Linked DNA regions of Homo sapiens: region 2 is linked to region 1. Evidence: read pairs that join two places in POLR2A ChIA-PET (ENCODE). Cell type or tissue: HepG2. All regions are shown on one strand. Links, peaks and the distances in the headings refer to the core of each region. The heading gives the core; the rest is flanking DNA. Region 1 holds the start of LOC105376223 (a long non-coding RNA gene). Region 2 overlaps ALAD (aminolevulinate dehydratase).

Region 1 (16,036 bases), core at 5,002-10,001:
CTCCTTCTTTCCCTTCCTCTCTCCTTTCCTCCCTCCCTTCCTCCCTCCCACATTCATGGAGCATCCGTCTGTACTGGAGATGAGCACAGTCAGGGCTCTGCCCTCAAGGAGCTCGCTGGGCAGTGGGGCACTGGGGAGTGGGGCGCTCCAGGCACAGGAGTCAGCCCTGAGAAGTCCTGGAGGTATTGGGTGCAGCAGAGTGGGACAGAGAGGATTAACGGAGCAGTGGAGAGGTCAGGCCTGCATCCTACTCCAGGCCCCACTCATTACCCACAGCACCTAGCAAAGCCATCCACTTGTCCTAGGGTGGGGCACAAGGCTCAGGGATGACTACACGTTTCCCAGGAGCCCTGTGGATTGGGCCCGGTAGCTTAGCTGGGACAAGAACCAGGGAAAGGCTTCAGCCACTGACTGGTGCCATTTGGGAAGTGGCCACAAGGTGGTAGCAGAGGATCGGTGGCGTCACCTAGCTACAACCCCAGAGCTCTGGTGATCTGGCTGTGGCCGTAGATAGCTGAGCCAGTCTCTGTGCCAGATCCTGGGACAACGTGGTCACCACTCTGATGAATGGAGAAGGTGAGAGTCAAGGTGTCAGAAATGCATGTACGTGCATGTATGTGGGCACATGTGTAAGTATACGTATGTCCATGCATGTCGTGGTGTACGCATATGATGCCTATATATGTATTGTGTGTGTGTGTGTGTGTGTGTGTGCAATGTGTACATGTGCATGTATACATATGTGGGCATGGTATACACATGTATATTTGCTCACATGGGTGTGCTCACATGTGCACACCTATATACAGATATGCATGCCTTGTGTGCACACGTGTGTTGTGCTCATGCGTGTGAGCATTTGTGTATGTGTTGTGCATATGTATGTGTGCATGGCTTTGTATGTGTATGGGCATATGTGTGTGCATATGATTCATGCCCATGTGTAGATATGTGTGTGTGTGTCTGTGTGCACAACATGTGCATGCGTATGTGTCTGCATTGTTGGCTCCCCCATCCCGAGCCTTCCAACGGTCTGTCTCAGGGATGACAGATGACTGAGCTTCCGAGGAAGCCAAGATGACGGACATAAAGCTGCAGCTGAAGATTGTTCAGGACTCGGCCAAGCAGCTGCCCACAGCCAAAAACTATGCGTGGAAGGCCTGCCAAGCGCTAAGCCACCTGTGCGCTAAGCCAAGCACAGGGAAATGTACAGCGTGTGGAAGGTGTTGTAACCACCAGCAATACAGTATTGCTGGTGGTCAGGGAAGACCTCTGTATGAAGTGACCTTTCAGCAGAGACAGGAAGGAAGTGAGGGCTCAAGGCAGGCGGATGTGGACGGGGAGGGTCTAGGCACTCCTGGGGCAGTGCTGTGTTTGGGGCAATCAAGCAGCAGCAAGGGGTGGGTGAATGAGGGGGGAGCTGGAGAAATTAAAGTTGGGGGTGGGGGCACGTGATTCTGAAGCCCACCTGGGTCCTGGCCACCTTTGGTTTCATCTCCGCCCCCTGGCTGCCCCTCCCCTCTCACCTGGATGCCTGCAACAGCTCCCCAGCCTGGGGAAGAAGCCCGGAAGCTTCGGGTCCTGATGCAGCCTCATTTTTCCTCCTTCCAAGCCTTGGCGCCACCCTCTCCCCCGCCCCTGCCGTTCCCTTGGCTTCTTCTGCTCCCACTGAATTGTACGTCTGAATCCCACTCAACCTTCCAGGCCCACCTCACCCCTCACCTCCTCCAAGAAGCCTTTCCTGCCTTCTTGGAGGGGAAGCCTCCCACCTCACAGCCCAGTGTGGGTTGGTTCTGTCCCCACGGCTAGCCCATCAGGATTCCTGAGGATAGGGGCCCTCCACAGCACCCTCTCCTCCCCATCCTTTCCAACTCATGGGACAGGAGGCTATACAGTCATCTTGGAAGATCTGAGGGCAGGAGACTGTCCAGGATGGTCTACTTGGCTGGGCTGGGAGGAGAGTAGCACACTGGGTTTGTGGCCACCATCCCCAAGGCCCTGGATGTCAAAACTTCTAAATTTTGTCTTACAGTGTTAAAGGGCAGGCTCTGGAACCACATTGCCTGGATTGAGTCCTAGCTCCACCACTGAGCAGCTGAGTGACCTTGGGCAAGCTACCTAGCCTCTCTGTGCTTTATTTCCCCATGTGCAAAACAAGGATAATAGTAGGGCTGTTGTAGCATATATGTAAAAAGCGCTGAGTTCAGCAGCACATGGCAGAGCAAGGGCTTATAGAGTTATTAGCTACAATTGTTACTACCAGGTTCAAATCTAGCTGCATCTCTGTGATCTTGTACAAGTCAGTTAACATCTGGACCACCAAAGCCCAGCCACTGTCCCCTGGCATCTTGAGTGTGCTTGTGCACACACACACACAATGGATTTTGTTTTGTTTTGTTTGAGACGGCGTCTTGCTCTGTCGCCCAGGCTGGAGTGCAGTGGTGCGATCTTGGCTCACTGCAACCTCCACTTCCCAGGTTCAAGCAATTCTCCTGCCTCAACCTCCCGAGTAGCTAGGACTACAGGTGTGCGCCACCACACCTGGCTGATTTTTGTATTTTTAGTAGAGATGGGGTTTCACCACGTTGGCCAGGCTTGTCTCGAACTTCTAACCTCAAGTGATCTGCCCGCCTCAGCCTCCCAAAGTGCTGGGATTACAGGCATGAGCCACCGCGCCCGGCCCACACAAAACGTTTGTTCACTTGTTTACTATCTGCCTTCCCTATTGCAGACCTGAACGTAAGCTCCATGAGGCAGCGCGTTGCCGTTCATCAGCGAAGCACCAGCTCCCAACAAAGTGTCTGGCAAATAATAGGTGCTCAGTCATTATTCCACAAACAAATGAACAAATGTGGACCTTCTTCATTTGTCAAACAGGGGATGATCATTCCTCTCTCACAAGGCTACTGTTGGAAATGAACGAGATCACAGCACATGGAAGCCACACTCAGTTTTCCTCCACGAGTGGGAGAAGCATCTGGGGACGGCTATCTTGGAAGTGGACGCCAGGAGGCAGCAAAGGGCCAAGTCACTCAGGACACACTTAATCCTTGCCAAGGATTTCCAACCCGCCAGCAAGCAGGAAGAGGGAGCAGAAAAGAGACGAGGGGGGCCCTCTTGCAGCTCCTGCCAAGTGCCAGGGAGCTGTAGGCTCTCGTGGAGCAGATTGATGCACCTCACTCGTTCCTTCAGCAAGCCTTAATTGAGTCACAGAGAGGTAAACAGACAGATTCTCACTCTTGTGGAGCTCTGAGCCTAGCAAGGAGACAGTCTCTCGACACAATTAAAGGAAGCTGTCTGCGCTGAAGGCAGCAGGTCTTCAAGTTTCCTTGAGCACAGTGACCCTGTATTTTAGGCTGAGATGTGATAGCTGAGCAAGAGTTAACCAGGTGAAGAGGAAGGGAGGTGGTGAGAGCTTCAGACAGAGGGAACAGCCTGTGCAAAGGCCCCAAGGCAGGAAAAGGCAAGTTCATTTCATCTTTGGCCCAGAGACAAAAAGTGACTCTCCAAGATCACACATTGAGAAGCAGAGCCCAGCTTTCTGGCTCTCCCTCCAGGCTCCGTCCCGCATCCCTAGTTTCCCTTCCAACAAGCTTCAGCTCTGCTGTAGCAGCAGCTGGGCCGGAGGCAGAGGAATTTTGGCCCGGACACAGCCTGACCCAACTTCCCCAGAATATGAGCTCATAAGAGATTTTAATTTTGATGTCTAGACTAAGACAATGACCAAATGTCCTAGGGCGAATGAGGCTGATAAGAGCCTATATTTGGGGAAACGAGGCAGCCCTCTCTGTTATCATGTTTCAGAGTGGCCCTTGGCCAGGGCAAGGGGGCTGCGGAGGCCGGCGGAGCTAAGCATGGAGGTTTCTAACGCAGTGAGGGCATTGGCTGGGACTCAGAGATGCTTGGAAAGTTGCAGTTAAGACTGACCCTCATCTAGATGAGCATTCCAAGGAGCCTTAGCATGGGACAGGGCAACCCTGTTTTATCAGTGGGAATAGATAAGGTTATACTGGAAACAAAACAACTGCTAAATCCAAGAGGCTTCAAACCATAAAGATATATTTCTCATACAGAGTCAACTCCATGCTGGCTGGGCGTGGCCCCTGGGTACCAGGCCAGGAGGAGAGCAAGGGAAAACTTGGAGCATCTGCAATTGAATGCTTCCACCCAGTGGCCACAGCCAGCTGCGTCCATGCCCAAGGTCAAGGTGGTGGCTTGGTGCTGTCATACCGTGTGCTGGAGGAGGAAGAGGCCCAGGGACATAAAGCAAGCACGGGCGTCCATCTCCCCACCGTGGCATGAATAGAGATGCCTGGGAAGCCACAGTGGGAGCTGGATCTCATTTAGCCAGTTGTCCCAAAAAGACAAGGCCTTGGGCTGGGCAACCTACCTTGGACAGTTGTGTCATTCATGAGCAATTACTCTCTGCCCCGTGCTCCGGGGGTGTTAGGACATTTAATCCTCCCAACAACACTCTTAGGTAGATGCTGATGTTCTGCCCCATTTTACAGATGAGAAAACTGAGTCATAGAAAGGTTAGATAATCTGGCTGAGTCCACCCAGCATGTCAATGCCAGAGTGAGACATCACACCAGGCGTCCCACCTGTGAACCTGTGCCCCTAGCTGCCAAACAGGTGTTGAGAAAGACTGGGATACCCCACAAAGAAAGGCCTGGGGGCCAGGGCAGGGGTGCCAGGGGAGGTGTAGGACGCAGAGGGCTACTGACACAAGTACTTGCAGCTTTGCAGGGAGAGAAAGAGAGGGAAAAGAGGGGTCTTATGAGGAGCAGCTTCTGTGGTAAGCAAAGCTTTGAGTGGAGGTTGGGGAAAGAGGATTGTTAGGACGTTTTTCTGCCACAGGATACAAGTTCTGACTTTGTATTGTAGATTTCAGCAAAGATTATGGCTTTTCCATGCCTTTTTCTTTCACAATTATTTTCTTTTTTTTTCGAGACAGAGTTTTGCACGGTCGCCCAGGCTGGAGTGCAGTGGCATGATCTTGGCTCATTGCAACCTTCGCCTCCCAGGTTCAAGCAGTTCTCCTGCCTCAGCCTCCTGAGTAGCTGGGATTACAGGCACATACCACCCTGCCCAGCTTTTTTTTTTTTTTTTTGTATTTTTAGTAGAGATGGGGTTTCGCCATGTTGGCCAGACTGGTCTTGAACTCCTGACCTCCTGATCTGCCCGTCTTGGCCTCCCAAAGTGCTGGGATTACAGGCGTGAGCCACCATGCCCAGCCTATTTGCATTTGTGTGTGTGTGTGTGTGTGTGTGTGTGTTTTTCTAATTTGGAAGGTTTTCTAATGCACAGAATAGTTGAAAGAATACCCCTATCTGAGATCCACCATTAACATCTTACTGTATCCCCTCCATCGAGCTCTCTCTCTCTCTCTATTTCTCTTCTTCCTCCCGCTCTTTTGCCAAACCATCCAAAATTAAGCTGCAGACATCATGATACTTCACCCCCAGATACCTCTCCATCTCTCAGGACCAAGGTCATCCTCCTACGCAATCTCACACCAGTGCCACACCAGGGATAATCAGCATTGGGCAACATCACCCAACACAAAGTCCACACTCGCATTCCACCAGTTGCTCCAAAACATGCTGCTATTTATTTTTCCAATCCAGGATCCTGTCAAGTGTCATGCATGGCATTTGGCATTTGGCTGGTGTGTACCCCCTCACTCTGCTCCTCATGACACTAAATCTTTTGAACAATCCAGGCCACATGTCCTGCATAATATCCCACGATTCCCAGGTTAGCTTCAGGCCGAACTTTTCCAGCAAGGGCAGCACATCCTGTCAGCCCACATCACATGGACAAGGGCCAGCCTGACTGCTTTGGGGAGGTGCTGGCTGCCCGGCCCTGCCATGCTCAATGCACACCCCGTCTGCAGGGAATACAAAATCTCTGGAGTGATACTTCAAAATTGTGAATATCTTGTTCCCCAACCACTGGCATTCCATGATCTCTTCACATGCACTGATGATTCTCACCTGAATCACTCATCACATTGGAGGTTATGAATGTTGATTTTCTAATTTTTTTAAGACAGGGTCTTGTTCTGTTGTCCAGGCTGGAGTGCAGTGACACAATCATAGCTCACTGCAGCCTCAAATTCCTAGGCTCAAGTCATCCTGCCTCAGCCACCCCAGCAACTGAGACTACAGGTGTGAGCCACCACACCCAGCTAATTTTTAATTTTTTTTCTTAGAGATGGGGTCTTGCTATATTGTCCGGGCTAGTCTCCAACTCCTGGCCTCCAGTGATCCTCCCACCTCGGCCTCCCAATAATTATTTACACAGATAGCAAGAGGAGGCCTGGTTCTTCTGATGCAGAACTATCTGAGACTTGTCTATGGCCCCCCAGTGCTTTCCAGGTCACCCTGATGGCAGGTGGTAGGAGGGTGGGCAGGCTATCATGGTAGAGGAGGCTGGCGCCAGGCCCAGCTCCATCACCAACTGCCTTTGGGGCCCAAGTTGGTCTCAGAACCAGCAGCACTGACTCACCTGGGAGATTGTTGGAAACCCAGGCCTCCGAGTAGGAACCTGCATTCCAATGACTCCAGGGGACCTGTGTGCAAGTGAACAGAGTCCGGTAAGAGGTGGCCTGAGGAACCCCATAAGCCTCTCTGAATTTGAGCCTTTCAAGGTTGAGACCATGAGTCAAACAGGCTCAGGCCCATGTTTTTCAGAAAAGCAGATTCTAATACCCGCCTACACAAGAAGGTGATGAAGGTTATGATGACAACAGCAACAACAACTGCCATTTCTAAGGAAGGAAAACGAGCTTGGACATTTCACCAAGGTTTTTGAAGAGTATGTTTGTAATCAATAAGAAGGGTAGAATTTGTAGAGGAGAGGGCCTGGGGGTCATTAATCAGAAATGTGATGGGTTGGGTTGACCTGTTCCATCACAGGGCCACACAGACCGTCTTCCTAAAGTTTCTGTACTGCAGAAAGAGAATAGCCCACACCAGGGGGTGGGTGGGAAGGAGCAGGGACAGAGGGGATGGGAGGGAACAGGAGGCAGGGTGTGTGGCAGAGCACAGTGAGGCAAAAGCCTGCAATTGCGTTAAGTCTCCTCAGCCTCATGTGTTCACTTCCAAATTCATGTCAAATTCTCCTGTTTCATCATAAATCCATGTTTGTTTCAATATTTTAAAAATGTTTTAAACTGCCATCAGGAGAACATCAATTTCCTACCCTATTCATCCCACGGCTTTGTCCCTCCCCAAAGCAGCCCTGGGCCCCAGGGATTTGTGAAGTTTCCAGCAGAGAGGGACCCAGCAGAGAGGGACCTGTCCACAGCTGCAGGAGGCCTTGGCGGGGTAGGTAGGTGTTCACAGCTGCGGAGAGACAGGGAGGCTCTGATTTGTCCAGAATCTCAACTGGGTGAGATGCTTCTGCTCCACACAATCCTCACCTGTGTCCAGTGTTTTCATCTCCAAGGCTTTTACTGCAACCTCCCCTCCCATCAGGTTTTATACAAGCTCCATGGGCCCTGCTGGCCAGGCATCATGACCATCCCATTCTACAGATGAAAGCGGCTGAGGCACAGAGCAGTGCAGCAGCTCATCTGAGAGTGCATGTCAAGTGACTCAGGTGTTCTGACTTCTGGACCAGTGAGTCTTCCTGCTGGCCTGGCCCGGAAGTCTCATCCCTTCCCCAATGCAGAGGGAGGCATCTTCCAGTAGGACGAGCAGGATGTGGTGTGCTTGCCCAGCAGTGTTGCCAGGGGTGGAGGAGAAAGGTTCCGCCTGCCTGCTCCAGGGTAATCAGAGCCTCAGGAAAGGAGGCTGTTCCGCATCAGGGGTCAAGTGAGAGGAAGGGGAGACTGGGAGAGCTGTAAGTTCTCGAATCCAGGCAGCCCCAGGCTCGCCCATTTTTAGGGCCTGTGGGCCACCCCAGGCTGGGGAGCAGAATGTGCACAGTTTGGGGGTTGGGGAACAGGAGTGACCTTGAAGAGGAGTCAGGTTTCAGCCCAGGCCGAGGATGCTTTCTCACAGTCGCTGGGATGAGACAGGCTGCCTGAGCAAATAGTAAGCTTCCTGTCCGAGAGCTATGCAAGCAGAGACTGGCTGACCTCACCCTCCAACAGGCATGCTGCAGGCAACTTGCAGGCCATGTGTCGCATCGATCCTCAGGACCCCATTCCAATAGGTGAAGCAAGTCTCAATGCTTTGGCCCTTGCCCTCATTTTCGGCTTCTCCATGAGGGGTGGTGGAGGACCCCACCGAAGGCCATGTCTGCTGTCTCTATGTGGTCTGGCAGAGGACATCAGGTCTCACGGAGAGGAGATGACCACAGAACTAGGAATCAGGAAACCCTTCCAACCCCACAGCATTGATCCACGGATGCTGTGTGTCTGAGCAAGTCACTTCACCTCTCTGAGCTGTCCATTCCCTTCCAGGCAGTGAGAATATTGCTCCTCCCACCTCAAAGGGCTGATTTTGGACACCCTCAAGAAATGGATGAGGGACTAGATTTTCAAAGTGTACTCTTGCTATCCCAGAAGACATTGGGATACAATTATCCCCATTTTGCAGATGGAAAAAAAGGAAGCTCAGAGAGGGGAAGCAGCTTGCCGAATGTCACAAAGCATGTCAGAGGCAGATTCCAGACTTGAACTCAGGGCTCCCAATCTCAGTTCAGAGCTGTCTCTCTCAAAAGACCCCACGAGCAGGATCACTGGAGAAAGGCAGGGTCCCCTCCCTCCCTGAAGATGTCAGTTTTGACAGTAACTGGTGAAGGAGCCCTTTGTCTCTGCGGTAGGACTTAGTCTGACAGAACAGGAGGACACTAGCTATCTCTCCCCTCCCTGGAGTGGCAGGGGATTCCCTTCCAGAAAATCTCATGGCTCTGCAACCCACACCCAGGCTAGACAAGAAAGATGCCCACACGTACCTTGCTCTAGGAAGGCTGGGGACCCCTCCCAGATCTGCCCCAATTGTCACTCTAATTGGTATAGCATGTCCACGTTCACAAAATGCTAGGTGACCTTGTGGAAGTCCTTCCGCCCTCACTAGGCCTCAGTTTCCCCATGCATAAGCTGTATCAGAGGTTGGGTGTCAATCTCTCACCACCATTGGCTCAGAACCAGCTCTGGCACACACAACAAAAATGGAGGCTTTGTTTCTTTCTTAAACCAAACAGATTAAAATATTCTGGTCCAAGGCAGCCTCGTGTGAGTCCGGTCCCCACACGGCTCTCACAGTCGGAGCATCCTCCCCAAGCCCGAGGGCTCCAGATGGAAAGGCTCTTCTGGGCAGCGGGCCAAAGGCAGCCCAGGCACATCTGCTTCCACTCAGTGCCCTCAGCCGGCCGCTCTGCCAAGGCCTTGGCCCACAGCCTCTCAGGCTCTCAGGGGCCTGGAGAGAGCGCTGGGTCCCATTATGGGGGAGACAAAGGCCCCTGGCAGGACAACACTTGTAGCTTGCACGTGGCTCTCCCGGCCCTGCACCAGCAGCCAGGCCTGCTCCCAGCCCAGACACCAGGAGGCCAGCCAGGGCAGATGCTTAGTGACTCAGGTGGCAGAAAGAGAGCCCACGAGTGTTTTACGCAGATGCAGGTCCTACAGGGCTGAGGGGCAGGGAGGGAAGGGCAGCCACTCAGAGGTGTGGCTGCTGGAGGGGAGGCTGAGGGGCAACCTGGGCCTGGTGGTGGAGGAAGGTGTTGGTTTTGGCATCAGACCTGAGTTTGAATCCTCGCTCTGCCACCTCCTAGTGGGGCAACCTCAGGCACACCCTTCGCCCTGTCTGGTTTCTCATCTGGAAGACGGGATGATGATGTTACCAAGTCTCACGATCACTGTGAGAATTACGTAAGTCCAGGCATGCAAAATGTCTTACATGTAGTGATGCCAAGCCAATAGTAGTTGCTGTGGTTATTCTTATTATTATTACTACTATAGACATTCGTGTTGGGGAGAATGAAGGAGGTCCCGGTTTTATATCCTGCTCCCAATACATTGCCCCAAACAGCAAGCAGACAGGCATCTAGAAAGATGCCACTACAGCCACAACACAAAGGGACAGAGAAGTCCTATGGGGACTGGGTAGGTGGAAACAGCTGGGAGGTAGAGGCGGGGCCCTGAGGCCTGTCCTGTCCATATCCCACTGTGTAGCCCCAGTCCACCTTGACCTCACAGGGCTTCAGACCTGAGTTCAGGCTCTGACCTGAGTTCTGAGACTCTGGAGGTCTTCACTCAGCAGCATGGTTATAAAATCTATTTTAAGAGTGAAGGACAATGGAGCAAGCCCTGTGGGTCTCCTGGGACAGAATGGCCTGACCCTCTCTACCAGAGCAGTGCGACTTCCCAGCAAGGGCATGGCCACTAGGTCAACAAGCTTTCAGCCAGTCTTGAGAACCTCATTTCTAATGGCAAGGGCAGCCTCAGGGTCTAGGGTTCCTCTGGGGACAGGGGACAGGGGACAGGCTGATGTGGTAGCTGCTTTCTATGAGGCTGCACTTCTGGGATGTGGCACTTAAAGGGAGGGGACTGACCACTCACGGGCACAGTGTCATTCTTTCCCCAAGAATTGTGATGGTTTATTAGTTGACGTAGAAATATTTGCTGAACACTTACTTTGCATTCTGGGACAAAGGTGGTCCAAGCAGAGCAGGGCTGTGGCTGAGAAAAACCAGGGAACAACTGTTGCCCTCAGAATGGTCAGGGAGGGCTCCTCCAAGGAGGCATCAATGCATGAGAAGGCACTAGGTAGAAAGAAGGAGGCAGAGATAAATATACCCCAATTTTTCTCCTTTCTCTGTGTCCAGATCTTTTGCCCAGTGATCTTATAGCTGGTTCTTATCACTAAAAGGGCAGAGTCTAGCACCAGGCGCAGTGACTCATGCCTGTAATCCCAGTACTTTGGGAGGCTGAGACAGGAGAATCACTTGAGCCCAGGAGTTCGAGACCAGCCTGGACAACATACAGAGACCCCCATCTCTAGAAAAAATAATTAGTCAGGCATGGTGGCAAACGCCTGTAGTCTCAGCTCAGGAGGCTGAGACAGGAGGATCGCTTGAGCCCAGGAGGGCAAGGATGCAGTGAGCCATGACTGCACCACTGCACTCCAGCCTGGGCAACAGAGCAGGACCCTGTCTCAAAAAAAAAAAAAAGAGGCAGAGTCTGTTTCCCCACCCTTTACTCTGGCCCTGGCCATGTGGTTTTCTTTGGGCAGTAGGATGTTAGGAAATGACCCACACAGAGGCTGAAAACATGCTTCAGGATTCTGCCTTTTTCCTTGGACTCCTGCCTTCACCCCAGCAGGCCTGCTAGGGAGAAGGAAAGGCACATGGAAGAGAAGCCTGGTTATCTAAGTCACCCCAGCCAAGACTAGCCCAGACCAACCAACTGTCCATCAACCACCAACACGTGAGGGAGCCCAGCCGAGATCAAGATCCACAGAACCACCTGCTCCACCCGCAGCTGCCTGCAAATGCTTGAGTGAACTAGCCAAGACCAACCGAGATCCACCAGTGCCACCAAATCGGCAGAGCTGCCCAGCCCACCCACCGCCTCCCAAGAAACCACAAATGGTTGTTGTTTCAAGTCACTAGGTTTTGGAGTGTTTTGTTACCCAGCAGTTAACTGAGACTGATAACTGATACAGGGGGAGGGCATTCCAAGCAGTGGGAACAGCAATTGCTCAGAGATAAGAAAGAGCTGGGTGAGTTGTGAGAAACTGAAAAGAAGGCCAGCATAACTGGAATGCAGTGAAGGACCAGGAGGGAGAGAGAAAATGAGATCCCGGAGGTGAACGGGAGTCAGATCACGCAGGGCCTTGAAGGCCATTGAAAGGGCTTGGACATTTTTTAAGTACAGTGAAAGCCAGCGGTAGGTTTTAAGAACATAGTGGAGCCAGGCAGCAGGAGGCAGGGGCCAGGGCAGGGAAACCAGTGCAGGCATTTGATGCAATTAACTTTAAACCTCCGTCTGGCCACCCTCGGGGGATGGATTAGAAGGACCAGGAGCAGAAATGGAAAGACCAGTTATGGGGCTCTCCCCTTTGCAAAACAGGTCTCAGGCACTGTTCACACCAACCCTGCAAAGTGTACATATGGGGAAACCGAGGCTGAGGGAAGGGGAGCAAATTGCCCATGGTCATACAGTGAATCCCATGGCAAGGGTAAGATTGGGACCCTGGGCTCCTGATTTCTAGTCCAGAATTTTCTCTCCTGTTCCCCTTGGGCTTTACCAAGGAGCCAGAGGAAAGAGGTTCACCCCCACCCCGACGCTCACACACTATGCCTCTAATGCCGTCTGCCATCTCTCCATCCAACCACCTCTCTGCCCATTTCTAACACTGGATGAAATTTCTTCTTCCCCACACTATCCTCAGTCCCCTCAGACTTTCATCTCTGGTGCTTAGGGCTGATTTGGGTTTAACTGTGATTCTTTCTGTCTTGAACAGCTTCCTAACTAACCATTCACTGCAAGGCACCCTCCACCCAGCTGCCAGAGGGATCCTTCTGGCTCTGCTCCAGAATTCTCCATGCCTGCCATTGCCTTCAGAATAAAGTCCAATCTCCCTAGCCTGGCAATCGAGTACCTCCGCGATTGGGCCACCTCTCCAGCTTGAAGAGCATGAACTCTACAGTTGGATTGTCTGGGATTCAAACTCCACTCTATTTGTGGGACAGGAAGCAATCTCCTAGACTCTCTGAGCCTCTACTTCCTTGAAGCTAAAATGGGTACAGCAATAGGACTCATCTTGCCCAATCATGGTAAGAACTGACTCACCTGCCTGCCGGTACCTGGCTTGTAACAAGGGCTCAGTGAATGGCTGCCCTGTCGCCGCTGCCCTCCCTGGCAGGGTCAGTTCTCATGAAACTGCACTCTGCGGGGGGTCCCTTCAGTCACCAGCATTCATGTTGTGTTTCTGTTTCCACCATCATGAAGGTGAGAGTCAGGAACTTTGGTCCTATAGAGCAGCAGTCCCCAACTTTTTGGCACCAGGGACGTTTCGTGGAAGACAATTTTTCCACAGACAGGAGATGGGGATGGGGAGGGATGGTTTTGGGATGAAACTGTTCCACCTCAGATCATCAGGCATTAGTTAGATTCCCATAAGGCGTGCAGCCTAGATCCCTCGCATGCGCAGTCCACAACAGGGTTCGCAATCCTATGAGCATCTAAGGGCTCTGCTGATCTAACAGGAGGCGGGGCTCTAGCAGTAAAGCTCACTCACCCGCAGCTCACCTCCTGCTGTGCCTCCCGGCTCCTAACAGGCCACAGACTGGTACCAGGGGTTAGGGACCCCTGCTATAGAGGACAAGAAGTTTAGATTTCCCAGGTTCGTGAGTCTCAGAGTTTGTGAATATTTTATCTGTGCACACGCATGGTAACCTCCTTGAGAACCAGACCCACATCTAGTGGGGGTGTGACCTGTTCACTCACCCAAGCAGGGGGCCTCAAAACCAGGCTTGCCTCCAAGCCCTCCCAGCTCACCTGGCTAGGCCACCCTTCTCCATAAGATCATTCCATGGGTCTCATGGCCCTTTCCTGCCCTGGAGACTCAGATGGAACCACCTTATCCACCCTGCAACTGAAGCAGATCCTGTAGTTAATTGAGAAATCCTTCCAATGACCTCCTTAATCAGGCAGAGTACTATACTATCTTCTAAAGGCTTTTTACCCAAGTAGTCATCCCTGCTCTGTACCTACTCAATTTGCAAGAGATCTAAGGGAGTGACTATCTACACCGGAACCCCAAAGACCGAAGCCTTCTGGCTCTACCTTCTGATTAATAGCCTGATTAAGAAGGCCATTCAAGGTATTCTCAGTTAACTGAGGGATCTGCTTCAAGATGATTTTATGATCCCACTTCTCTTGATTAAAAAAAAACTAATGAGTCTCTGCCTTCTCAGGTACCCTATTACATCTGGATCATCTGATTTTTCTTGTAATATACACAATCTCGTTTGTGTAAGAACACATTATAAAAATGATTTAAACCATCAGTAAGAATATCAGCAGTGCTATCAACCAACTGAACTTAATTGACATTTAAGGAATGCTCCACCCAACAACAGCAGAATACACATTATCCAAGCACACATGGAGCATTCACTAAGACAGATCACATGCTGGGCCATAAAAAAGTCTCAACAATTTTTAAGAGATTGAATTATGCAGAGTATGACCTCTGGCTACAACAGAATTAAACTGGAAATCAGTAACGGAAAGATATTTTGAAAATTTCTAAATATTTGGAAATTAAAGTCATTATAAATAACACATGGATCAAATAAGAAATCACAAGGCAAATAAGAAACATTTTGAACCAAATAAAAATGAAAACACTGTATATTAAAATGAGTGGGATGTAGCTAAGAGAGTGCCTGAAGGGAAATGCATAGCTTTAAATGTTTATATTAGAAAAAAGATAGGGTTAAAATCAATAATGTAAGCTCCCACCTGAAGAAGCTTAAAAAAGAAGAGTAAATAAACCCAAAAGAAGGAGAAGGGAGGAATTATTAGTGAATAGAAATCAATGAACTAGAAGGAGAGAAAACAAATGGAGTAAATCTATAAAACCAAAAGATGGAAAAAAATAATAAATCTCTAACCAGACTGATCAAGGCAAAAAAAAAAAAAGAATAAAGACACAATTACCAATATCAGGAACTCAAAAGGTACATCAACATAGATCCTAGCAGGATAATAAGGGGATTTTACAAATAGCTTTTTCCCAAAAAATTTGACAACTCAGTGAAATGGAAAAGTTTCTTGAAAGACAGAAATTACCAAAACTTAACTTAAAAAGAAATAGAAAATCTGAAAACTTCTATATCTATTATGGAATTGGATTTGTAATTAAAAGTTGCAAACAAAACAAATTCCAGACTTAGATGGCTTAATGATAAATTCTATCAGACATTTAAGGAAAAATAACACAAATATTATACAAACTCTTTCAAAATGAGTTGGAGAATTTTCCAACTCATTTTGTGAGGTCAGCATTCCCATGACACCAAAACTAGACAAAGACAATGCAAGAAAAAGAAGGAAGGAAGGAAAGAAGGCAGGGAGAGAAGAAGGAACCACAAAACAATGTTCCTCATAACCAGAGAGGCAAAAATGTTTATATTTTAGCAAACTGAATCCAGAAGTGTATAAAATGACTGACTACATTTATCCCAGGAACACAAAATTGGTTTGACATTTGAAAATCAATTAATATTAATCACAATATTGGATAGAATAAATGAGAAGAGCCATATAATTATTTCAATAAATTCAGGAAAAAAATGACAGAACTCAACGGTCATGCATGATTTGAAACTCTCAGCAAGCCTGAAATAGAAGAAAATTCTTCAATTTGACAAAAAGTATCTATTAAAAACCTCATGTAAAAATCATATTTAATGGTGAAGATTTCTTTCTCACTAAAACTGGTAACAAGTCAAAATATCCATTCTCACCACTTAGATTCTATACCATACAGGAGGCACTAACCAATGCAATAAAGCATGAAACAGAAATAAAATACACAATCCCAGCAAAATACATACATATGGGATGAGACAGAGTAAAACAATATTTTAAAATGAAAACACAAGCCCCATAATTGTATACATAGAAAATCCTAAGAAATCTAATAAAAAGCAACTAGAACTAATGAGTGAGTTTAGCACAGTTCCAAGATATAAAGTCAATGTTCAAAACTGAATTGTATTTCTATGTACTGGTAATGAACACTTAAATATTGAATTTACAAAATACCATTTACAGACGTGTCCAAAAAACATGATATATATAATGATATATTTAACAAAATATATGTAATACTCTAGGAGAAAAACTATAAAACATCACTGAGTGATATTAAGGAACTCCCAAAGAAATGGAGAGATAATATATTCTTTGATTGAAAGCCTCAATATTGTTAAAATTGATCTATATATTCTCCCCCAAATTGATCTACAGATTCAACGCAATCCCAATCAACACTTAGCAGGCTTTTTTTTTTTTTTTTTGGTAGAAATTGACCAGATGATTATAAAATGTATATGGAAAACCAAA
Region 2 (11,161 bases), core at 433-5,432, 260 kb after region 1:
AGAATCGCTTGAACCCACGAGGCAGTGAGCTGAGATCATGCCACTGCACTTCAGCCTGGATGACAGAGCTAGACTCCATCTCAAAAAAAAAAAGAATCACAGAACTGAAGACAGTGCTGGATGAGGCTTTGGGGAACCATTTAAACCTCTGGGCCTCTGCAGGGAAATCAAGCCCAGCACTCCAACAGGACCAGAACACAGGCAGTCTCCTTCCCAGCCTAGGTTCTTTCTCTCCCTGCCACATCACCCTGGGATACCTGGCAAGGGCCGAATAAGCCAAGACCTCCATTGTCTCCCCATAGGTATCGGTGATGAGCTACAGTGCCAAATTTGCTTCCTGTTTCTATGGCCCTTTCCGGTGAGCAGGGGTGGGCAGGGGTCTGCTGTGAATCCCTGGCCCTTTGGCCCAAAGCTGGAGCCCACCCTGATGACTCTGCTTTGCAGGGATGCAGCTAAGTCAAGCCCAGCTTTTGGGGACCGCCGCTGCTACCAGCTGCCCCCTGGAGCACGAGGCCTGGCTCTCCGAGCTGTGGTGAGTGACTAGGACTTGAGCCCCACCCTCAGCCCCCTCCTAGGCACCACCCACATTATACCCTCATCCCTTAGGACCGGGATGTACGGGAAGGAGCTGACATGCTCATGGTGAAGCCGGGAATGCCCTACCTGGACATCGTGCGGGAGGTAAAGGACAAGGTGAGCACAGGTACGAGGCAAAGGGGGCTCAGGGGGCTGGGACAGAGTTTTCCACAGACTCTGGAATCTCAGAGTTGGAAGCAGTTTGCCCTTAAGCATGCATCCTCTCCTCCCCTTCCCTGCCCAGGAACCATCGTGGCCTTCTATGTCGGGGCTTGCACGAGCCTCAAACAGCCCTGCTTTAACAGTTCAAGAGTGGGCCAGGCTGCCAGCCGCAGTAACCCAGGACACGGGGCTCAAGATGGTCACAGATTGAGCAGGGGGGAAGGGACGCTTCCAGAGCCACATCCACCCTCCATTTCAGCCTGTCTCCCTGTCTGCTTCCCTGCAGCACCCTGACCTCCCTCTCGCCGTGTACCACGTCTCTGGAGAGTTTGCCATGCTGTGGCATGGAGCCCAGGCCGGGGCATTTGATCTCAAGGCTGCCGTACTGGAGGCCATGACTGCCTTCCGCAGAGCAGGTAGGCAGGCAAGGGTGGGGTGTTTTGACCTGCGCCACAGGGACTGATAAGCACTCTGCCTAGATTGGGGAACGACGTCCTGAGAGCTTGGGATCTTATTCCGGGAATTACTAGTGATCTAAACAGACACACACTGAGGAAGAGATATGGAACTGCAGCATAGAACACGGCCCGGTGAAGCAAGCAGAGCCCTTCATTTTTGGTTGTGAGAACGTGGGCAAGCCACTTCTCTGAACCTCAGTGTCCTCACCCATAACTGGATAACTGGGGATAAGATACCTGGTGCGTGGTTGTCCTGAGGATTAAATGAAGTAATATCACTCCATAAAGGGGACTCATTTTGTTAGAATTGCACACCAGCATGGGAAGGAACTTGCCTCTTACCTATTTCCTTCACTGTGCATTTTATTCTTTGGTAAACTGAGGCCCCAAAAGAGGAAATGACTTGCCCAAGAAATAGAGTTTCCCAAAGCTGGGCTCCGTCTCATGTGGTGTGCCCACAGGCTGTGCTTCTTCATGGTAGCCTTCTTCCCCGCCTGGCCTTCCCATCGCAGAAGGTGTGCTCAGAGCTGATCAGCGTCCCCCCAGCAACTTTCTGCATCTCTCCCAACACAGGTGCTGACATCATCATCACCTACTACACACCGCAGCTGCTGCAGTGGCTGAAGGAGGAATGATGGAGACAGTGCCAGGCCCAAGAACTAGAACTTTAAAACGTTCCCGGGGCCTCAGACAAGTGAAAACCAAAGTAAATGCTGCTTTTAGAACTGTGCCCTCATGCCCTCTTCCTGCTCACATGCTAGCGGGGCCCAGCAGCCCTGGGTGGTTTTGCCAGCATGCTAACTCTTGTAACTCGCAGCTGCATCCTATGAGCTCTCCCAAGCTTCCCCGCCCCTCCCCTGGGTCAGCCGTGAGGCCCACCTTTGCCACCCTCAGCTCTTTCCTCTGGTGTGGCTTCAGCTTGAAAGCAACCTGGAGTCGGGGGCACAGCCTTTGGGGCCTGGCTGGGAGAGGGTCTTGGAGCATTAGGGGAAGAAGAGAGCAGTGGGATCTTGGGGCCTGAGAAGCCTTGGAACGCTTCTGGCAGCAGAGCTGGGTGTGGGAATGAGGCCTAGATCGATATCCCTGGGTTAGAGTTGAAATTTGCCGCAATTCCACTGGAAGGCATTTCCCACGAGGCCAGAGGTTGCCAGGCTGCCTGAGGTCTCCTATTCTACTCTGAACCATAAACCCAGAGAAGAATTACTCATTAACCAGCATAAATACTGCCTGAGGATCAAAACTCAGAGGCAAAGAGGGAGTTCCTGACTGCTAGAGGTGCCACCACCACAAACACTTTTTATTCAGGAGATACTTTTTGAGAATCTCTGCTCTGTTCCTAGGTTCAGTGCTGGGTCCTGGGAATACAGCAGGACAGACCTCAGCTTATCTCTTCATAGAAATTATACAAAGAGAATTGGGGAGACAGCTAAGAAGAAAACAAAGAAATAAAGCAGTTACAAATTGTGATAAGTGCTTTGAAGGAAAGAAGGGGTCTGAGACAACAACAGGGAAGGGGCCTCTCTTGAAACAGTAGTTGGGAAGGAGGCAGACATGCACCAGTGATGTGGTGACAGGTGCTCTGAAGGAGGTCACCAGGACCTGACCTCTTTGAAGGATCAGAAAATACTTCCCTGAAGGACTGACATTTGAGCCTAGACCTGAAGGGTGAGCCATCAAGCTAAGACAATTGGGGAAGAGCATTCCAGGGAGAGGGAGGAGTTGTGCAAAGGCCCTGGGGCTCCTTCTAGCTGGAGGAATGCAAGGCTAGCTTGTCTGGAGCACTGAGAGGATGGCCTGAACTGAGTGGAGAGAGACAGACCAGGACCAAACCATGCAGAGGTCAAGGGCCACATTCACCTTTTCAGAGTGACTCAATCAAATTTGTAGTTTGTAAAAGTATTTTAACAGCTCTGCGGCAAAGTGCAAATGAAAAGTCTTGATGGCATGGACTGGAGCGGGGACAGTGGGGATGGAGAAAGGGGAATGGATTGTGGATGTGTTTAGAAGGTAGATTCGATGTGAAGGATGAATCTGGCTTGACCTTCTGGGTGGCTGATGGGCCATTTACTGAGATGGGGCAGCCTGGAAGAGGAACAGAAGCAGGGTCGGGGTGGAGGGAGAATACTAAACTTAGCTTGAGACATTTTGCAATAAGGAAGCTATATCTAGAGTGCTTATGTGACTCACCTAAGGCCACTCAACAAGTTTGTGGCAGAACTGGATTAGAACTGCACAGAAAACAGCCAAGCTGGGATTTGAACCCATGTAGTCCAACTCCAAGGCCTCTGCCCCTAACCACTGTGCCATACCACCTCCCAATAATCAACAGCAAAATTATAGGTCTAACAATGTTTTATAGACACCCCTCCATTTATGTGATGGGTTTGCATCCTGATAAACCCATCATAAGTTGAAAATATGATCATAAGTTGAAAATATGATCATAAGTCAAAAATGTATTTAATATACCTAACCTACCAAACATCATAGCTTAGCCTAGCCTGCCTTAAACATGCTCAGAACACTTACATTAGCCTACAGTGGGCAAAACTATCCAACACAAAATCTATATTGTAATAAAGTTGTAAAGAATTTTGAATAAAAATTCAATATTTGAAGTACAGTTTCTACTGAATGTCTTGTTTCATACTGTTGTAAAGTCAAAAATTGTGAATTGAATGATCACAGTTCGGGGACCATCTGCAATTAGCCCCAGTTATACGGGGAGACCAAGGAGACCAGGCACCTACTTGGTTGCAAGTGATGGAAATCCAGTTCAATAGCAAAGAAGGACATGATTGGTTTTCATAACTGGATTGAGATAAGGACAGGTGTGGTTGGGCCCAGGGTCAAACCCCATGGAGGTCTCTGTCCCTTTCTAACTCTCGTCTGTGTTTGCCCCAGCTTTATACTCAGGTGGGTTTTTGCCACTTGCCAGCAACATGATCCTCAATAATTCTAGGCTTAAATAGTCGTTAAGATTTGTAATCCCAGAGAAAGAGCCTTCCTGTCCCATCACTCACATAGCAAATCTCTGGAGGTCTCTGATTGGGCCTGTTCAGGCCACATGGTCCACTCTTGGCTCAGTCACTGTAAACAATGGGATGGGAGATGGCGCCACAATTGACCAGGTAGGCCTCATTACACAGAACGCTGTCTTGGACTGAGCTTTTGCACCAGTGGCCTCCTTGGCTTGGAATGCTTTTCCCCTAAATCTATATGGCTGTCTCTCTTGTTAAGATCTCAGCTCAAAGCATCCCTTCCTCTGAGAAACCTGACCCAACACCCAATCTAAAGTCACTCTTGGAGCTGGGCGTGGTGGCTCACACCTGTAATCCCAGCACTTTGGGAGACCAAGGCAGGCGGATCACTTGAGGTCAGGAGTTCAAGACCAGCCTGGCCAACGTGGCAAAACCCCATCTAGACTAAAACTACAAAAAATTAGCCGGGCATGGTGGCAGGCGCCTGTAGTCCCACCTGCTTGGGAGGCTGAGGCAGAGGAATCACTAGAACACAGGACGCAGAGGTTGCAGTGAGCCGAGATCATGCCACTGCACCCCATCCTGGGCAACAGAGAGTCAGACTCTGTCTCAAAAAAAAAAAAAAAAAAAAGTCATTCTCCAGTCACTCTGTATTAATCAGGATTCAGGTTCAGTGGATATAACAAAAGCCAAAATAATGATAGCTTGAGATGAAAATTTACTTCTAAGCAATCCAGGGCTGATATGTCAGCAATATGTTGTGAGGGGTCTCAGCTCTTGCCTTGTTCTGTCATCATCAACACATCTTGGCCTCCATCTCATGAACAAAGATGGCTGGTGCTGGGCACAGTGGCTCACACCTGTAATCCCAACACTTTGGGAGGCTGAGATGGGTGGATCACTCAAGTCCAGGAGTTTGAGACTAGCTTAGGCAACATGAGGAAACCACGTCTGTACAAAAAATACAGAATTATCTGGGTGTGGTCGTGCATGCCTGTAGTCCCAGTTACTCAGGAGGCTGAGGCAGGAGCGAGCCCAGGAGGTCAAGGATGCAGTGAGTGGTGATTGCGCCCCTGCACTCTAGCATGGGAAACAGCGTGAGACCCTATCTCAAAACCAAAACAAAACAAAAAAATGGCTGGGCCAGTTCCCATCATCAGGTCCTCTTTCCAGCCAGCAGGAAGAGAAGAGCAAATGGAGGGCATGACCCTTCTTTATAAAGTCATGACCCAAAAGTTGCACACATCATTTCTGTCTACACACCCTTGTCTCAAATTAGTCACATGGTCATGCCCAGTTGTAAGGGAGGCTGGAAATAGTCTAGTGGGCCAGCCATATGCTCAACTAAAACTCGGGAGTTCAGTTACTAAGGAAGATGGAGAGAATGGATAGTAAGGCAAATGGCCATTTTTACCTAATGGAGGTTCTTGGGATCACAGAAACAGTGGTCAGAATATTAAAGAAAAAAGATCCTTAGAGACTATCTAGTTAAACACTCTGATTTTATAGATGGGGAGACAGACCCAGAGAGGTGACCTGTCCAAAATTAGACAGCAATCTAGTCAGTGGCAGACCAAGGCTGGAATTCAGGTCTCTTAACTCCAAGCCCAGTGCTCAAAACTCGGGAAGGGGCTGGGCATGGTGGCTCACACCTGTAATCCCAGCACTTTAGGAGGCCGAGGTGGCAGGATTGCTTGAAACCAGGAGTTCAAGACCAGCCTGGGCAACAAAGCACGACCCCATTGCTACAAAAAAAATGTTTTTCAATTAAAAATAAAACTAGTGAAGGGATTCGTTTTAGAGGGACTTTAGCTTTATATGTATTATTTCTATTCATGTATTATATGTAACAAGGATATATTCATGTGTGGCTATGTAAATAAAAAATGAAAACTTAACCAATACATATATGAAAAGGTGTTATCTTCATTAGTGGAGAAAATTCAAGTTAAAACCGCAATGAGATACCACAATACATCCACAAAAATGCCTAATACTGGCTGGGTGCGGTGGCTCATGCCTGTAATCCCAGCACGTTGGGAGGCCGAGGTGGGCGGATCACGAGGTCAGGAGTTTGAGACCAGCCTGGCCAACATGGTGAAACCCCGTCTCTACTAAAAACACACACACACAAAAATAGTCAGGTGTGGTGGTGTGCGCTTGTAATCCCAGCTACTCGGGAGGTTGAGGCAGGAGAATTGCTTGAACCCAGAAGGCGGAGGTTGTAGTTAGCTGAGATCGTGCCACTGCGTTCCAGCCTGGGCAACAGAGGGAGACTCGAAAAAGAAAATGCCTAATACTAAAAGGACAATGGGACAATGTCAAGTGTTGAGAATGCAGAACAACTGGAACTCTCAGATATGACTGGTACACCCTTTCAAAATGCCTGGCTCCACAAGAACAAAAAAAAAAGAAAGAAAGAAAGAAAGAAAGAAAACAAAATGTCTAGCTCCAGCCTGGGCAACATAGTGAGACCATGTCTATACTAAAAAATAAAAACAAAAATAAAATTAGCGGGGCGTGGTGACACATGTCTGTGGTTCCCGCTACTTGGGAGGCTGAGGCAGGAGGATTGCCTGAGTCCAGGAGGTGGATGCTGCAGTGAGCCATGTTTGGCCTGCACTCCGGCCTGGGCTACAGAGGGAGATCCTGTCTGCAAAAAAAAAAAAAAAAGAAAAAGAAATGTCTGGCCCTATTTACCAAAGCTGAACATATGCATACCTTATGACCCTGTGATTCCACACCTAGGTATTACCCAACAGTATTTACCCAACATTACCTATGTTCATAAGACACATGTTCAACAGCATTCATAGCAGCATTTTATAATATATGTAATAAGGCCGGGCATGGTGGCTCATGCCTGTAATCTCAGCACTTTGGGAGGCTGAGGTGGGTGGATCACCTGAGCTTAGGAGTTCAAGACCAGCCTGGCCAACATGATGAAATCCCATCTCTACTAAAATACACAAATTATCCGGGCGTGGTGGCAGGCACCTGTGATCCCAGCTACTTGAGAGGCTGAGGCAGGAGAATTGCTTGAACCTGGGAGGTGGGAGGTTGCAGTGAGCCAAGATGGCGCCACTGCACTCCAACCTAGGCAACAGAGCGAGACTCTGTCTCCAAAAAAAAGAAAAAAGAAGTGTAATAAACAAAATTGGAGATAACCCAAATGTTCATCAACAGTAAAATGTGGTCTATTTATATAATAGAATATTAAAGGTGTGAGAATGGATTAACTACAACTACACATAGCAACACAGATGTATCAAACACAATTTTGAGCAAAAGAAGCAAGGCATAAAAAATACATGCTATATTATTCTGTTTATATACAGTTCAAAAACAAATAAAGTTTAACTATGCAGTTTGAAGTCAAGATAGTTACCCTTTTGGGTAGTAAGTAACTGGAAGTGGACAGGCTGTGGAGGGTTCTGGAAATTGTTCTTTTTCTTGGTCTGGGTGCTGGTTGCATGGGTATGTTCACTTTGGGAAAATTCACATTTTGCATATTGGGATACTGAGGCTCAGAGAGAAAAACAATTGAATGGAGAGCTCACAGACAGACAGATGGCAGAGCTGGGATCAGAACCTAAGGGGTTAGGTTTTCGGTGACCCTGAAAAGTAGACAGTATCAGACATTCTTGGATTCTGTGAAATGCAGTTGAACCTCTGGTCTCCCAGTTGCCCTTCCCACCCCCACTTCTGCTTCATGCTTATAACACAAAACCAGTTTTGCAAGTGAGTCGGGCTCTCTCTTGCAGGTCCAAAGTCTGTGACTCTGCACTTTGTGTTTCTTCCCAGGCCTGAACCCAGTGAACAGACCAACTTGGAACATAGGAGAAAGTTTTGTTTTTTTGTTTTTAAGAGTTGAAAGGAAGAAAATTAGGCCAGGCACAGTGGCTCATGCCTATAATCCCGGCACTTTGGGAGGCCAAGGTGGGTGGATCAGTTGAGGTCAGGAGTTCTAGACCAGTCTGGCTACACGGCGAAACCTCGTCTCTACTAAAAATACAAAAAATTACCCGGGCACAGTGGCGCACACCTGTAATCCCAGCTACTCAGGAGGCTGAGGCAGGAGAATTGCTTGAACCTGGAAGGCAGAGGTTGCAGTGACCCCAGATCGCATCACTGCACTCCAGCCTGGGTGACAGAGTAAGACTCTGTCTCACAAAAAAAAAAAAAAAAAAAAAGGGCCAGGCTCGGTGGCTCATGCCTGTAATCCCAGCACTTCGGGAGGCTGAGGCAGGTGGATCACCTGAGGTCAGGAGTTCAAGACCAGCCTGGCCAACATGATGAAATCCTGTCTCTACTAAAATACACAAATTATCTGGGCGTGGTGGCAGGCACCTGTAATCCCAGCTACTCGGGAGGCTGAGGCAGAAGAATCGCTGGAACCCAGGAGGTGGAGGTTGCAGTGAGCTGAGATGGCACCATTGCACTCCAGCCTGGGCAACAAGAGTGAAACTCCGTCTCAAAAATGGAAGAAAGAGAGAAAGAGACAGAGAGAGAGGGAGGGAGAGAGAGAGGGAGGGAGGGAGGGAGGAAGGAAGGGAGGAAGGGAGGGAGGGAAGAAGAAAGGAAAGAAAGAAAGGGAAGGGAAGGGAGGAGGGAGGGAGAAAGGAAGGAAGGAGAGAGAGAGAGAAAGAGAGAGAGAGAAGAGGGAGGGAGGGAGAGAAAGAAAGGAGAGAGAGAAAAGAGGGAGGGAGACAGAGAGAAAGAATGAAAAAAAAAGAAAGAAAGGAGGGAAGGAGGAAGAGAAAGAAAGAAAGAGAGGAAAGAAAGAAAATTAGATACATGTTTGTGTGCTGCTAGAAAACTGTGTCATAGCATAACCAAAACTGTCACCTCAGCAATCCCTGGGGAGTGAGATGGGGTGGGGAAGCCCTTCTCTCCCTGCCCCAAGGCTACTGCCCTTGTTCAGTAAGCAGGCTGAGGCCCCACACCCTTCTTTCCGGTTCCTCACCTGGAGTACTTTCCTTGATCTTAACCTGACAACCTCCTTCTCACCATTCAGATCTTTGTTCCTTCCTTGACCACCTCATCCAAAGAGATACCCTGTCACTGTTCATAAAATGATTGTTTTTACCGCTTCCACTTCTCTCTCTGAAATCACTTTGTTTATTTATCTACTCAATGGTTGTCTGCCCCTCCCATGCCCCATGCAGGCAGGAACCACCTTGTTTCCCACTGAATCCTCAGAGAAGGACAGGGGACACAGAGCCCACAGATGTTAGGTGGTCAATGAATGAGGTTGGGTGTTGGTGGGGGGCTGGCTTTTTATTTTGTACACGTTTGTATTTTGCATTATTATTATTATTTTTTGAGACAGAGTCTTGCTCTGTCACCCAGGCTGGAGTGCAATGCTGTGATGTCAGCTCACTACAACCTCTGCCTCCCAGGTTCAAACAATTCTTGTGCCTCAGCCTCCCGAGTAGCTGGGATTACAGGCACCTGCCACCATGCCCCACTAATTTTTGTATTTTTAGTAGAGATGGGGTTTCACCATGTTGGTCAGGCTGGTCTCAAACTCCTGACCTCAAGTAATCCACTGGTCTCGGCCTCCTAAAGTGCTGCAATTACAGACGTGAGCCACCACACCCAGCCTGTTATTATTTTTTAACAAGATGGGGTCTCACTTTGTTTCCTAGGCTGGTCTCATACCCCTGAGCTCAAGGGATCCTTCCACCTTAGCCTTCCAAAGTGCTAGGATTTCAGGCATGAGCCACTATGCCTAACCCTGAATATGTCTGTATTTTTTTTAATAGGAGAAAAAGCATATACATTTATTTGATCATAGTTTTTTTGTGACATGGGAGCCTTCAGAATGAAGAGCCACAGATACAGAGGAAACTGTCCATTTTTATGCTTAGGTTCAACGAAGTGTACATGGCCGTGTATGTAGGGAAAAGAGAGATCAGACTGTTATTGTGTCCATGTAGAAAAGGGAGACATAAGAAACTCCATTTTGACCTGTACCCTGAACAATTGCTTTGCCCTGAGATGCTGTTAATCTGTAACTTTGCCCCAACCTTGAGCTCACAGAAACATGTGTTGTATGGAATCAAGGTTTAAGGGATCTAGGGCTGTGCAGGATGTGCCTTGTTAACAAAATGTTTACAGGCAGTATGCTTGGTAAAAGTCATCGCCATTCTCCATTCTCGATAAACCAGGGGCACAATACACTGCGGAAAGCCGCAGGGACCTCTGCCCTGGAAAGCCTGGTATTGTCCAAGGTTTCTCCCCATGTGACAGCCTGAGATATGGCCTCGTGGGATGGGAAAGACCTGACCGTCCCCCAGCCCGACACCCGCGAGGGGTCTGTGCTGAGGAGGATTAGTAAAAGAGGAAGGCCTCTTGAAGTTGAGATAAGAGGAAGGCCTCTGTCTCCTGCCTGCCCCTGAAACTGAACGTCTCGGTATAAAACCCGATTATACATTTGTTCAATTCTGAGACAGGAGAAAAACCGCGCCGTGGCGGGAGGCGAGACATGTTGGCAGCAATGCTGCTTTGTTATTCTTTTCTCCACTGAGATGTTTGGGTGGAGAGAAGCATAAATCTGGCCTGTGTGCACATCCAGGCATAGTACCTTCCCTTGAACTTATTTGTGACTCAGATTCCTTTGCTCACATGTTTTCTTGCTGACCTTCTCCTCACTATCAGCCCGCTCTCCTATCGCATTCTTCTTGCTGAGATAGTGAAAATAGTAATCAATAAATACTGAGGGAACTCAGAGACCAGTGCCAGAGCAGGTCCTCCGTATGCTGAGCGCCGGTCTCCTGGGCCCACTGTTCTTTCTCCATACTTTGTCTCGGTGTCTTATTTCTTTTCTCAGTCTCTCGTCCCACCTGATGAGAAATACCCACAGGTGTGGAGGGGCAGGCCACCCCTTCACATGTAGAAACAGGATTGCACAAAACGCTAATAGACTGAATAGAGAAACCCACCAAGACCCATCTGTGTAGATTCTTCTTGGCCTCTCTG

Evidence for each region. Peaks named below come from ENCODE experiments on the same cell type or tissue, not always from the same donor. Only the 100,000 strongest peaks of a DNase experiment are listed, where the experiment ranks them.
Region 2: POLR2A ChIA-PET joins it to region 1 with 5 read pairs; 4 of 35 experiments call an interaction of 5 or more read pairs at or near these places.

Annotation. Positions count from the first base shown.
Region 1 is chr9:113,642,558-113,658,593 of GRCh38, reverse strand. LOC105376223 (a long non-coding RNA gene) reads right to left here and starts at 10,719. Exons shown (of 3, transcript XR_930254.3): 1 at 10,592-10,719; 2 at 6,514-6,577. RefSeq lists a silencer at 375-454 and enhancers at 7,428-7,927, 8,913-9,413, 9,414-9,914. In HepG2, for the core only: no CTCF peak of the experiment used is centred there; DNase peaks (open chromatin) are centred at 5,593, 7,703 and 8,043.
Region 2 is chr9:113,378,970-113,390,130 of GRCh38, reverse strand. ALAD (aminolevulinate dehydratase) reads left to right here. Exons shown (of 12, transcript NM_000031.6): 8 at 303-358; 9 at 445-532; 10 at 607-693; 11 at 1,025-1,154; 12 at 1,770-3,819. The coding sequence ends at 1,831. Among named protein-coding and RNA genes, the nearest start is that of HDHD3, 7.6 kb to the right of the region's middle. RefSeq lists an enhancer at 8,979-9,038. In HepG2, for the core only: no CTCF peak of the experiment used is centred there; a DNase peak (open chromatin) is centred at 2,370; H3K4me3 peaks cover 465 bases.